Regions from separate parts of the Homo sapiens genome. Here region 1 is linked to region 2. Evidence: chromatin contacts called from ENCODE Hi-C data. All regions are on one chromosome and are shown on one strand. Each heading gives the region's core, a stretch centred on a gene start or an enhancer-like site at or near the end of the contact. The rest is flanking DNA. Distances are from core to core; before and after follow the strand shown. Region 1 holds the start of TOP2A (DNA topoisomerase II alpha). Region 2 holds the start of ERBB2 (erb-b2 receptor tyrosine kinase 2).

Region 1 (4,997 bases), core at 2,235-4,734, 720 kb before region 2:
CTGCAAGCTCTGCTTCCCGGGTTCACGCCATTCTCCTGCCTCAGCCTCCCGAGTAGCTGGGACTACAGGCGCCTGCCACCGCGCCCGGCTAATTTTTTGTATTTTTAGTAGAGACGGGGTTTCACCTTGTTAGCCAGGGTGGTCTCGATCTCCTGACCTCGTGATCCACCCGCCTCGGCCTCCCAAAGTGCTGGGATTACAGGCGTGAGCCACCGTGCCCGGCCCTGCAGTTCCCTCTTTGTGTGCAATGCCTTCCAGGCCCACCCATCCCAGACCCCCACCACTATTCTTTCTTCAATAGTCCCCACAAGTCCTGCAGGACCCCCTGCAATAGGCTCTGGGAAGAGGGAGGGACTGGCAGAGAAATAGCTTGTACCCAGAAGAGAAGGGGGGTGGGCCAGAGCAAGACCACCTTGTGCTACAGAGCTGGAAAAGGATTGTCCCCGACACTTGCATATCTCATTTTGCCCTCTGTGTCTTTGATAAAGGATAATGGCATGGGGAAACCAAGAGACCCAGGAAGAATTCTAACTTAGGTGTGTGTGGCCCCAAAGTCCTTTTGTGTTTTTTGTTGTTGTTGTTGTTTGTTTTTTTGAGACGGGGTCTTGCTCTGTCGCCCAGGCTGGAGTGCAATGGCACGATCTCGGCTCACTGCAACCTCCGCCTCCTGGATTCAAGCTATTCTCCCACCTCAGCCTCCCGAGCAGCTGGGATTACAGGCACCCGCCATCAGGCATGGCTAATTTTTTTTTTTGTATTTTTGTAGAGATGGGGTTTCACCAAGTTGTCCAGGCTGGTCTCAAACCCCTGAACTCAGGTGATCCACCCACCTCAGCCTCCCAAAGTGCTGGGATTACAGGCGTGAGCCACCACACCCGGTCCCCAAAGTCCTTTTGACTCCACAGTACTTCTTCTGGGTTTTTGGAACAAAGACACACAGGATCCAGCTAAACTGCAGGACAGATTTAAAGCTGGGCCCCTAAAAAATAGGGCTGGAGCTGCTTGTTAAATTCCTGTTGCCTCATTGCCCAGTGGGTCACTGCAGGCTGGGATGAGCTACAGGGTAGAGGCCGGGAGCTGCAGAAACTGAGCTGCCATCCTTGGGGAAGCATGCCCACCATCCCCACTACCTTGGAGGTAGTGCGTTCTAGGAGGTAGAAGCCAGCATGGCTGGTTTCTGTCAGGGCCCTCGGGTGTCCTGCAGAGAGTGGCATGCAGGCCCTGGATCCCAGGGCCTGGTCAGTCTTCTGGCTGAGCAGAGGCTACTGGCCAAGCTTCCCTACCACTGCTCTGAGCCCCTGGTGGTCCTGTGCTCTCTAACACATGTGGTGAGCAGAGCAGAGCTGGGAACACGCAGAGACTGCTGGAGGCCAGGGAGCCAAAGGTCAAGAGAGCAGAACAATGCCGAAGCACCATGCCTATGGTTTCCGAGTGCCCCTAGCCCATGGGCAACTTCCATCCTTGGCTTCCTGCCACATCATACGGCTCCCCATTGGCCCTCCCTTGACACACTGTGGTTATGTAACAATGGTTGACCTCTGGTTTCTTTTAGAAGAAGAAAAAAAAAATTACATCCACAATTGTCACACCAGCCTAAGGAAAATTCCTGCTACCTAATACTGTCAGCCCACTGTTTACCTTACACTTCTCTCATGTAACCCTCACACTACTCTGAGATCATAGTTAATTATTCTTTTTAGGAGAGGAAACGGAAGCACCGAGAGGCTTCCTCCATCGAAATGACACGAATGGCAAATTGCTGAGTTGGGACTGAAACCCAGGTAGAGGAAGGAAGCAATGAATGGAAAGAGGTGGCTCAGCTGGAATTAGTAGGCACTCAAATTGTGCAGTTTTTTTTTTTCTGGCTTCTTGTAAGGGTAATAACTTTGTTTAATCCACTCAAACATTTATATGTAAGAGTAATTTTAAAACTTCAGTCTTCGCCGGGCACAGTGACTCACACCTGTAATCCCAGCACTTTGAGAGGCTGAGGCGGGCAGATCACTTGAGGTCAGAAGTTTGAAACCAACCTGGTCAACATGGCAAAACCCTGTCTCTACTAAAAAAATACAAAAATTAGCCAGGCGTGGTGGCAGGCGCCTGTAATTCTAGCTACACGGGAGGCTGAGGCAGGAGAATCGCTTGAACCCGCGAGGTGAAGGTTGCAGTGAGCCTAGATCGCGCCATTGCACTCCAGCCTGGGCGACAGAGTGAGATTCCATCTCAAAAAAAAAAAAAGCAACAAAAAAACAAGCAAACAAAAAAGCTTCAGTCTTGGCATTTCCTTGTCAAATTGGAACAGCTGTTCTGGACTGCAGGGTTCACGGAGGTGAGCAAAAGTAGCCAGTCGGAGGGTATCTGGCCAGCTGGCTGCGGAAAAGGTTTCAGCCCCGGACGGCTGAGCCCACCCTCAGCTCAAGAGGCTACCACCACAAGTTATCCCTTTCGATTTACCAGTTGCAGTCCAGCGCTGCTCTACTGGGGACCTGAATGCTGCCCTCCATTTTGCAAAGCCTTTCTACATCCTTCCACTATATGGAACCCCCAAACCACAACTGTGGCACTTTTATTTTAATTATTTTTATTATTTATTTATTTATGTATTTATCTCTTGAGGTGGCCTCGCTCTGTCACTCAGGCTGGAGTGCAGTGGAGCAATCACGGTTCAAGGCGCCTCGATCTCCGATCCCCGGGGCTCAAGCGATCCTCCCTCCTCAGCCTCCGGAGCTGGAGTTACAGGTGTGCGATGCCTCGCCTGGCTATTTTTTTTCCTTTTTGGGTAGAGACGGGGTCTCGCTATGTTGCCCAGGCTGGTCTCCAACTCCTAGGCTCCAGCGATCCTCCCGCCTCGGCCTCCCAATGTGCTGCGAATACAGACTCCAGCCACCGCACACAGCCTACTTTTATTTCTTTGAAAAATGAATTCGAGGGTAAAGGGGGCGGGGTTGAGGCAGATGCCAGAATCTGTTCGCTTCAACCAAGCAGCCAGGCTGCCTGTCCAGAAAGCCGGCACTCAGTTTCCTCAGGAAAACGAAGCTAAGGCTCCCATTCCCCTCGCTAACAACGTCAGAACAGAGGACAGTTTTTAGATTTCAGGGATCTTAAATAGATTGGCAGTTCCTGGAGAATAAACATCCTTTGCTTTTCTCCTGCACACTTTTGCCTCAGGCCACCCCTTCCCGCTTCCAAAGCCCATCTCTTCCAAGCTTTCCGCACGAGAAAACAAGTGAGCCCTTCTCATTGGCCAGATTCCCTGTCAATCTCTCCGCTATGACGCCGAGTGGTGCCTTTTGAAGCCTCTCTAGTCCCGCCTCCCTAACCTGATTGGTTTATTCAAACAAACCCCGGCCAACTCAGCCGTTCATAGGTGGATATAAAAGGCAAGCTACGATTGGTTCTTCTGGACGGAGACGGTGAGAGCGAGTCAGGGATTGGCTGGTCTGCTTCGGGCGGGCTAAAGGAAGGTTCAAGTGGAGCTCTCCTAACCGACGCGCGTCTGTGGAGAAGCGGCTTGGTCGGGGGTGGTCTCGTGGGGTCCTGCCTGTTTAGTCGCTTTCAGGGTTCTTGAGCCCCTTCACGACCGTCACCATGGAAGTGTCACCATTGCAGGTACGGCTCGCGGGGGGGACTGGCGGTGGAGCCTCCGCGCGGCCCGGGCATCTCTCTGGCCGCCCGTGACGGGTGAAGCTCTGGGGCTGCGGTCAGGCCGGCGACCGGCTTGGGAGCCCATATTCTCCATTCCCGGTTCCGGGGTGATCGTGGAGAGGCGGAAGCCCCTTCTGGTGCTAGTAGTGAAGTATGACCCGGCTTCCAGGGTGTCGTGCGTTGTTGCCCTGTTTCTAGGGGCAGGAGTCCGTTGGTCCCGTAGTGGATCCATGTTACAGCGGCCCGGGTGCGACGTTATTGAGTCGCGCGTACAGATGCTTTCCCCTCCTGCCCGCTGCTTGAAAACGGTCTTGAATGTCCCCGATCTTGGAAAGGGCAGAGCCTAGCACAGTGTTTCTCTGGAGCAGCTGGCCAGCTTACAAAAGCGCCCCCTTCCTGAGTTCACAACGCTCAGGTGGCCAAGGGATTGAACGGATAGCCGCCCAAACTGCTGCTGCCGAACTAGAATTATTTACGGTGTCGTGTGCTCGGGACACCGTAAATAATTTATAATAATAGGCACTCGGTAAATAATGTATGCAGGAACTGAAAGAAGTGGGTGTATTTTATTGATGACATCTACCATGTTGCTCAAGAAAAGAGGTTTCCAGACAGACCCACTTGGTGAGATAATATGTGTCTGTTTAACCTGACACCTGGGGACCTGGCCGCAGCGAATTTAAATTGTCCTATTTGTACAAAACTGGCAACTCCACCACTGCCTACTAACAGATTGCAATGCATGTTGACATCTCACTATGGTAGGCATTTTGTTCCTAGTTTAGGGTAAACTTATGATTAAAAATTCCCTTCTTTCTCTCTTTTTTTTTAATTGCTAGCCTGTAAATGAAAATATGCAAGTCAACAAAATAAAGAAAAATGAAGATGCTAAGAAAAGACTGTCTGTTGAAAGAATCTATCAAAAGAAAACACAATTGGAACATATTTTGCTCCGCCCAGACACCTACATTGGTTCTGTGGAATTAGTGACCCAGGTAAAATCAAGCTCATCAAAGGCAGTTAACCTAGTAGTTGAAATGGATACTCTTCTTTCTGTACCTTTCATGTACTGAGTGTGACCTTTCTGTATCTCTCATGTACTGAGTGTCACTGGAACTGGCCTAAATATGGTAATACTTAATATGAACACTTTATGGTAATCATGATAACAGAACAATGAATATAGAATAAAAATAACAGTATTTCTTTGCCTTATTTCTAGCAAATGTGGGTTTACGATGAAGATGTTGGCATTAACTATAGGGAAGTCACTTTTGTTCCTGGTTTGTACAAAATCTTTGATGAGATTCTAGGTGAGTAAATCCTTTAATATAAAGATCTGGTCAAATCTT
Region 2 (5,666 bases), core at 2,428-4,927:
AGGGTCTTTAGTTGAGAACCCTAGCTCAGCTGCTCACTGAGTGATCTTGAGCAAGTTCCCAGACCTCCAGGGCAGAAGCTAAATCGGATTCATCTCTATGCCCTGCAGTACCTGCAACTTGGTGAATATTTACTGACCTAAACTTGGCTGTAACAGCTCTTACTCCCTCAGAGGAGGTACATGAGAGTTAAATGAGGTAATGAATTGCGCAGCCATCTGTAAACATGACGAGGCTTTGTAAACAGAACTGGGACAACACAAACATTCGCTAGAATAATTCTCCCACTCCTTGAAAGAGTACACATCCCTTACCCCACCTCGGCTCTCTTCCCAGGGGGAGGATGGGTGGCCAAACATAAGATGGAGATGTCACTCTAGAGGGGCTTCTCACAGGTGGAGGGCAGGGAAGGAATCTCTTTCCAGATCATTCCATCACCCAAGGACAGGCACAACTACCCTGGGCCCCACCCCAGCCCTCCCAGCCGCAGCCCCACACTGGCCCCTCACGCTGACACTTCAGCTGTCTCTCTCACCCACAGCCCTGTGTGTCAACGTGGCCTCTGTCCCCTCCTGCCCGCAGCCCCCTGTCATGCTGGTAGGGCCCAAAAGGAAGACAGGCATTGGCTGGACAGGAAGGGAGAGGACTCTGAAGTCAAGAGGGAACCTCAGGGCCCCCAGCTCAGCTCCACTTTCTACAGCCTAGAGAAGTGGATGGAAAGGTCATTCGCCTGAACAAGAGGAGCGCTTCTCCTCCCATCTGGCCACCTGCCTGCCCCTAAGGCTTTGTTCAACCCATTATTGTTGGCTGGAATAAGACTCTAACCACCTCTTAATGCCTCCTCTTCAGAGTCCAAAAATTCCCTGGACATTACTGGGTAGCTGGGAGCCTTGGATAAGTTGCTTCATTTCTCTGAACTTCCATTTTCTCATCTGTGCACCTACTTCACAGGACTGTCACAGAGATTAAATGAAAGCATGGATAAAAACCTAGCATATAGGAAGTACACCGTACATTTCTTAAAAGTTAAGACAAGACAGGTTCATACAGCAGGAATATGGGTAATCCCAAACCACGAGAAAATTAAACATGCTTTGTGTTTGACTTTGGAATGCCACGTATTTTTTCTTTTTACATTTGATCCCTATCTTTTCAATTGTTTTTTTCTTGACAAATAAAATGAGTACTTTCCCCAAGTATAGTAAAGAGAGGAGGCTGTTGGAAGAATCATACTGGAATTAAAATATGAAGGAGTTCTGCAAGATTAAAAGGATGTATTTGCTGCAATTTGTAAAACCCATACCTCTAAGAAAGGATTTCAGAAAAATCCTGACCCCTCTGGGGCTCCCCCTAGGCCTCCCCTTCCCCCACATTCCTGCCCCAGACCTCACCCCTTGGGTAAAATCTGGGTGCTGGAGGCAGCTGGGTGGTATACTTTTTTTCTGAAACGGAGTCTCACACTGTCACCCAGGCTGGAGAGCATTTGCAATCACAGCTCACTGCAAGCCTCAACTTCCTGGGCTCAGGTGATCCTCCTGCCTCAGCCTCCGGAGTAGCTGGGACTACAGGCACGTGTAATCACATCCAACTAATTTTTGTATTTTTTGTACAGAGTTTTGCCTTGTTGCCCAGGCTGTGCAATGACTTTTTAACTAACTCCTGCACAACACAATCAATAGTGCAGGTTGAGGGGTGAGGACATGAGGAGGCCCCATCCAGAGAACCCAGCCCTCAAATCCAGCTCTGCAGCAACTGCCATTCCCTGATCAACTCCCAGCCCAAGGTGAGGAAGGGCAGCAGCTCAGCCTGACAGCTCAGTATGGCCTCACCCTTCTCATCAGAAGATGAGAGGTGAAGATGCTTGTCTGGGAAACAGGGAGGGCAAGGATGTACTCCCTGGAAGAGAGGAACCTTCTTCCTCAGCAAGAAGGCGTGGCCATAGAAGGCTACCTCCCTCTGTTTATGGCAGATCTGGCCCAGCACCTTAAGGGAGTTCCTGCAGAGGACAGAGTTCAGCCTGTGTCCCCAAGTCAGCAGAGAGACTGCTGTTTGGCAACACAAAGCCCAGACACACAAATACAAAGACCACACAACTGAGGAACACCCTGGCGTAGACCTGCAGAGATAACACGGCCATGCACTCACTCACAGAGGGCCCCTCGGGCAACACACAGCCACGATGACACCCACTCCCTCCCCAGACCCTCTGACCTATGGAGACCACCCACGACTCCCAGAACACTTTCATTTTGTCTCCCCTGCAGCCCAGTGACTCAGGGAGCAGTGTCCCTCATTGCTCCAGGTGCACTCATCCATATAGCGATTTCGAATGCATGGTTGGGGGTCGCACTGCCTGGGGTCCCATCTTGACCCCACCACTTACTAGCTGCTACTCAACCTCTGGACTGCTACTCAGTCCAGAATGCTGGCAGAACTTCCACTATAGGGGTGTTCTAGGATTAAAGGAGAATGCATGCAAAACACCACAAACAGTTCCTGGCAGAGTATACCTGGCCCAGGCTATATGTTAGCTTTTATGATTAATGCACACAGGTGGACAGATGGGTCAGGATACACACTGCCCCCACTCACCCTTCCCCACGCACAGCACCAAGGAAAAGGCAGCAGAACAACGCAGCCCTCCCTAGGCTCCCATCTGGCCTTATTTCTTAGCTTCCTTCTCTGGGAACTCTCCCACTTTACACCCCAAGAAACCCACCCCCACCCCTCCATGGTCCACGCGCTCCAAAAGTCACAGAGCACAGTCCCTAAGCTGGCCCCAAGAATCTGTTCAAAGCAAACGTCTCCCCCGCCCCCAACCCAGACCCCAGCAAGAGGCCACCCTCCGGGCCACCCTTTCCTCCCCGGCTCTGGTTGGGACAGGTTGCTATGCCACCCTCCACTCCACCACACACACACACACCCGACCCCGCCAGAAGCAGGAGCAACCAAACCAAAATCGTCTGAAGGGGAGCGGGGAGGGGCTGGAGGAGGGGCAGGGCAGAGGACCCCCCCAAGGAATCCAGCCCAGGCCAGTCCGGAGGCGGAGGCTGCCAACTGGAAAGGCTTTGAGAAAGCTTGAGGGGGCTCAAGAAGGGGGGAAACGCGCGCGCGCGCTCTACGCAATACACCCTTTGCGGGAAAACTTTCTGAACAATTTCAGAGAACTTCTTTGACAAGTTCCCGGAGCCCCTCGGAGCCTGGAAAGCGCCAGTCTCTTGGATGGGCCATCTCGAGCCGCTGCCGTGTAACTGCCCCCTCCCGCCCGAGGGCCCCAGGGCCCGGCTGCCCTGAGCGTCTCGACTGTCCACAACTTCGGGATAGGAGAGCTCGTCCGGGCCCCTCTGGCCCCGCCGGCCGCGGGACCTCGGCGGGGCATCCACAGGGCAGGGTCCCGCCGCTGCTCCGTCCCCTCCCCACACCAGACCCACCTTGGGTGCTCGCGGCTCCGGGGGGCAAGAGGGCGAGGAGGAGCCCCCAGCGGCACAAGGCCGCCAGCTCCATGGTGCTCACTGCGGCTCCGGCCCCATGGCTCCGGCTGGACCCGGCTGGGAGGGCGCGGGGCGCGGGGTGCTGCGAGGGGTGGGGGCCGGGCGCGCGGCGCAGTAAAGGGCCCCGTGGGAAGGGGCGCGCGGCTGCCCGGGGGGCTCCCCTGGTTTCTCCGGTCCCAATGGAGGGGAATCTCAGCTTCACAACTTCATTCTTATACTTCCTCAAGCAGCCCTCCTCCTCCACCTCCTCCTTCTCCTGTGATTGGGAGCAAGCGCGCTCCCAGCTCGCCCCCTCCAACTGCATTCCAACAAGTCTGGGAGTGGCAACTCCCAGCTTCACTTTCTCCCTCTCTTCGCGCAGGCCTGGGTGCGTCCCTCCTAGCGCCGGGACGCCTGGGTTGCCTGCAGCCGTTCTCACACTTTTCCTCGGAGAATCCCTAAATGCAGAGGCTGGTGACTCTGCCCCCTCCCCCGGAGTCCGGGATAAATTCCCTAGGCTGCCACTCTTAACACCCTTTTAAGTCTCAGGTTTTATCTTAAACTTTCCTGGGGAGCTTGCATCCTACTCCATCCCAAGCCTATTTGTTTTAATATCAAATAATGGTTTTCCCACCACATCCTCTAGTAAAATTGATAGTCAAGGAGGGGGATGTGTTGTGTTTACCTTGTGGCTTCCAGGACCCCCGGGGCATATCTTCTGGAATCTTTGAAGTATCTGAAAAGCATGATCTTAAGAGGGTCTACAAATTTGGGAGGAGACAGTCACATCGAAAGGACTTTTTTTTTTTTTTAAACGAACTTTTGCTCTTGTTGCCCAGGCTGGAGAGCAATGGCGCGATCTCTGCTCACCACAACCTCTGCCTCCCTGGTTCAAGTGATTCTCCTGCCTCAGCCTCCCGAGCAGCTGGGATTACAGGCATGTGCCACCATGACCAGCTAATTTTTTGTATTTTTAGTAAAGACAGGGTTTCTCCACGTTGGTGAGGCTGGTCTTGAACTCCCAACCTCAGGTGATCCTCCCGCCTCAGCCTCCCAAAGTGCTGGAATTACAACCACGAGCAACTGCACCCAGCCCAAAAAGACTTCTATCTCAATTCTTCAAAATGCACCCTTCTTGCTTATTTAAGGAGGCACCCAGCACCCAATGCATTCAAGGTTTCTTCTTTGCCCCTTGCCTTCTATTAGCCTGCTTAATTCCACTTCTCAACCACATTCTATTTGGAGCCCCTGACCCTATTCCTTAGGCCTAGTGGTAGGGGTGGGGATGGAAGGAAGACTTTTTTTTTTTTTTTTAATTTCAACAAGATATTGCATGGGACATATTTATACTAACAAATTATTCATTGTTTATCTGAAATTCAAATTTAACTGGGCCTCCTTATTTTTATGTGCTAAATTTGGCAGTTCTAGTTGGAATGCCCCAGCCAAGAATGCAGCTATACTGGTCAAGAAGGGATCAAAGGCACCTATCAGGGACTGGAGAATGAAGGACACCAGCATCTCTTTCTCTCTTCCCTCCCCCCCATCTCCCACACCTCTTTACAGGTATACACTTGCATTTCTAAACTTGCTTCCATGTGCTGAGCACACTTAAAGCAGGCACCTCTTGTGGGACAGGTTGCTATGCCATCCTAGGGAGTTGAGAAACAGGGGCCTCTGGGACCAAGAGGACCTGGGTTCAAATCTTGAATCTGGCCAGTCGCGGTGGCTCACACCTGTAATTCCAGCACTTTGGGAGGCCGAGGCAGGCAGATCACGAGGTCAGGAGATCGAGACCATCCTGGCTAACACGGTGAAACCCTGTCTCTGCTAAAAATACAAAAAATTAGCCAGGTGTGGTGGCGGGTGCCTGTAGTCCCAGCTACTCAGGAGGCTGAGGCAGGAGAATGGCGTGAACCTGGGAGGCAGAGCTTGCAGTGAGCTGAGATTGCGCCTCTGCACTCCAGCCTGGGAGACAGAGTGAGACTCCGTGTCAAAAAAAAAAAAAAAAATCTTGACTCTATTCCATATCAGTCATGTCACCTTGGGCAAGTGACTGAGCATCTCTGGTCTCAGTTGGCTCATCTGTAAAACAGCATCTGACATACTATGCTGGGGTTAAAGGAGATAATGCTCTGGAAGCACTCAGCGCAATACTTGGCACATAATAATTGCTCAATAAATGGTCCCAGATTTAG

The links. A loop is a pair of places that touch in the nucleus more often than their neighbours do.
Region 1: a loop to region 2 is called in a map of Calu3, with 2.0 times the contacts of the local background. The contact joins the promoter of TOP2A here to the promoter of ERBB2 in region 2. A Hi-C loop is called at or near these places in 1 of 168 maps with a recorded cell type or tissue (Calu3).

What each region holds. Positions count from the first base shown.
Region 1 is chr17:40,416,383-40,421,379 of GRCh38, reverse strand. It overlaps TOP2A (DNA topoisomerase II alpha), which reads left to right and starts at 3,484. Exons shown (of 35, transcript NM_001067.4): 1 at 3,484-3,609; 2 at 4,485-4,640; 3 at 4,868-4,958. The coding sequence starts at 3,589. RefSeq lists enhancers at 1,278-1,820, 3,489-3,578, 3,300-3,825.
Region 2 is chr17:39,698,075-39,703,740 of GRCh38, reverse strand. It overlaps ERBB2 (erb-b2 receptor tyrosine kinase 2), which reads right to left and starts at 3,677. Exons shown (of 27, transcript NM_004448.4): 1 at 3,430-3,677. The coding sequence starts at 3,502. RefSeq lists enhancers at 1,694-2,193, 2,194-2,695.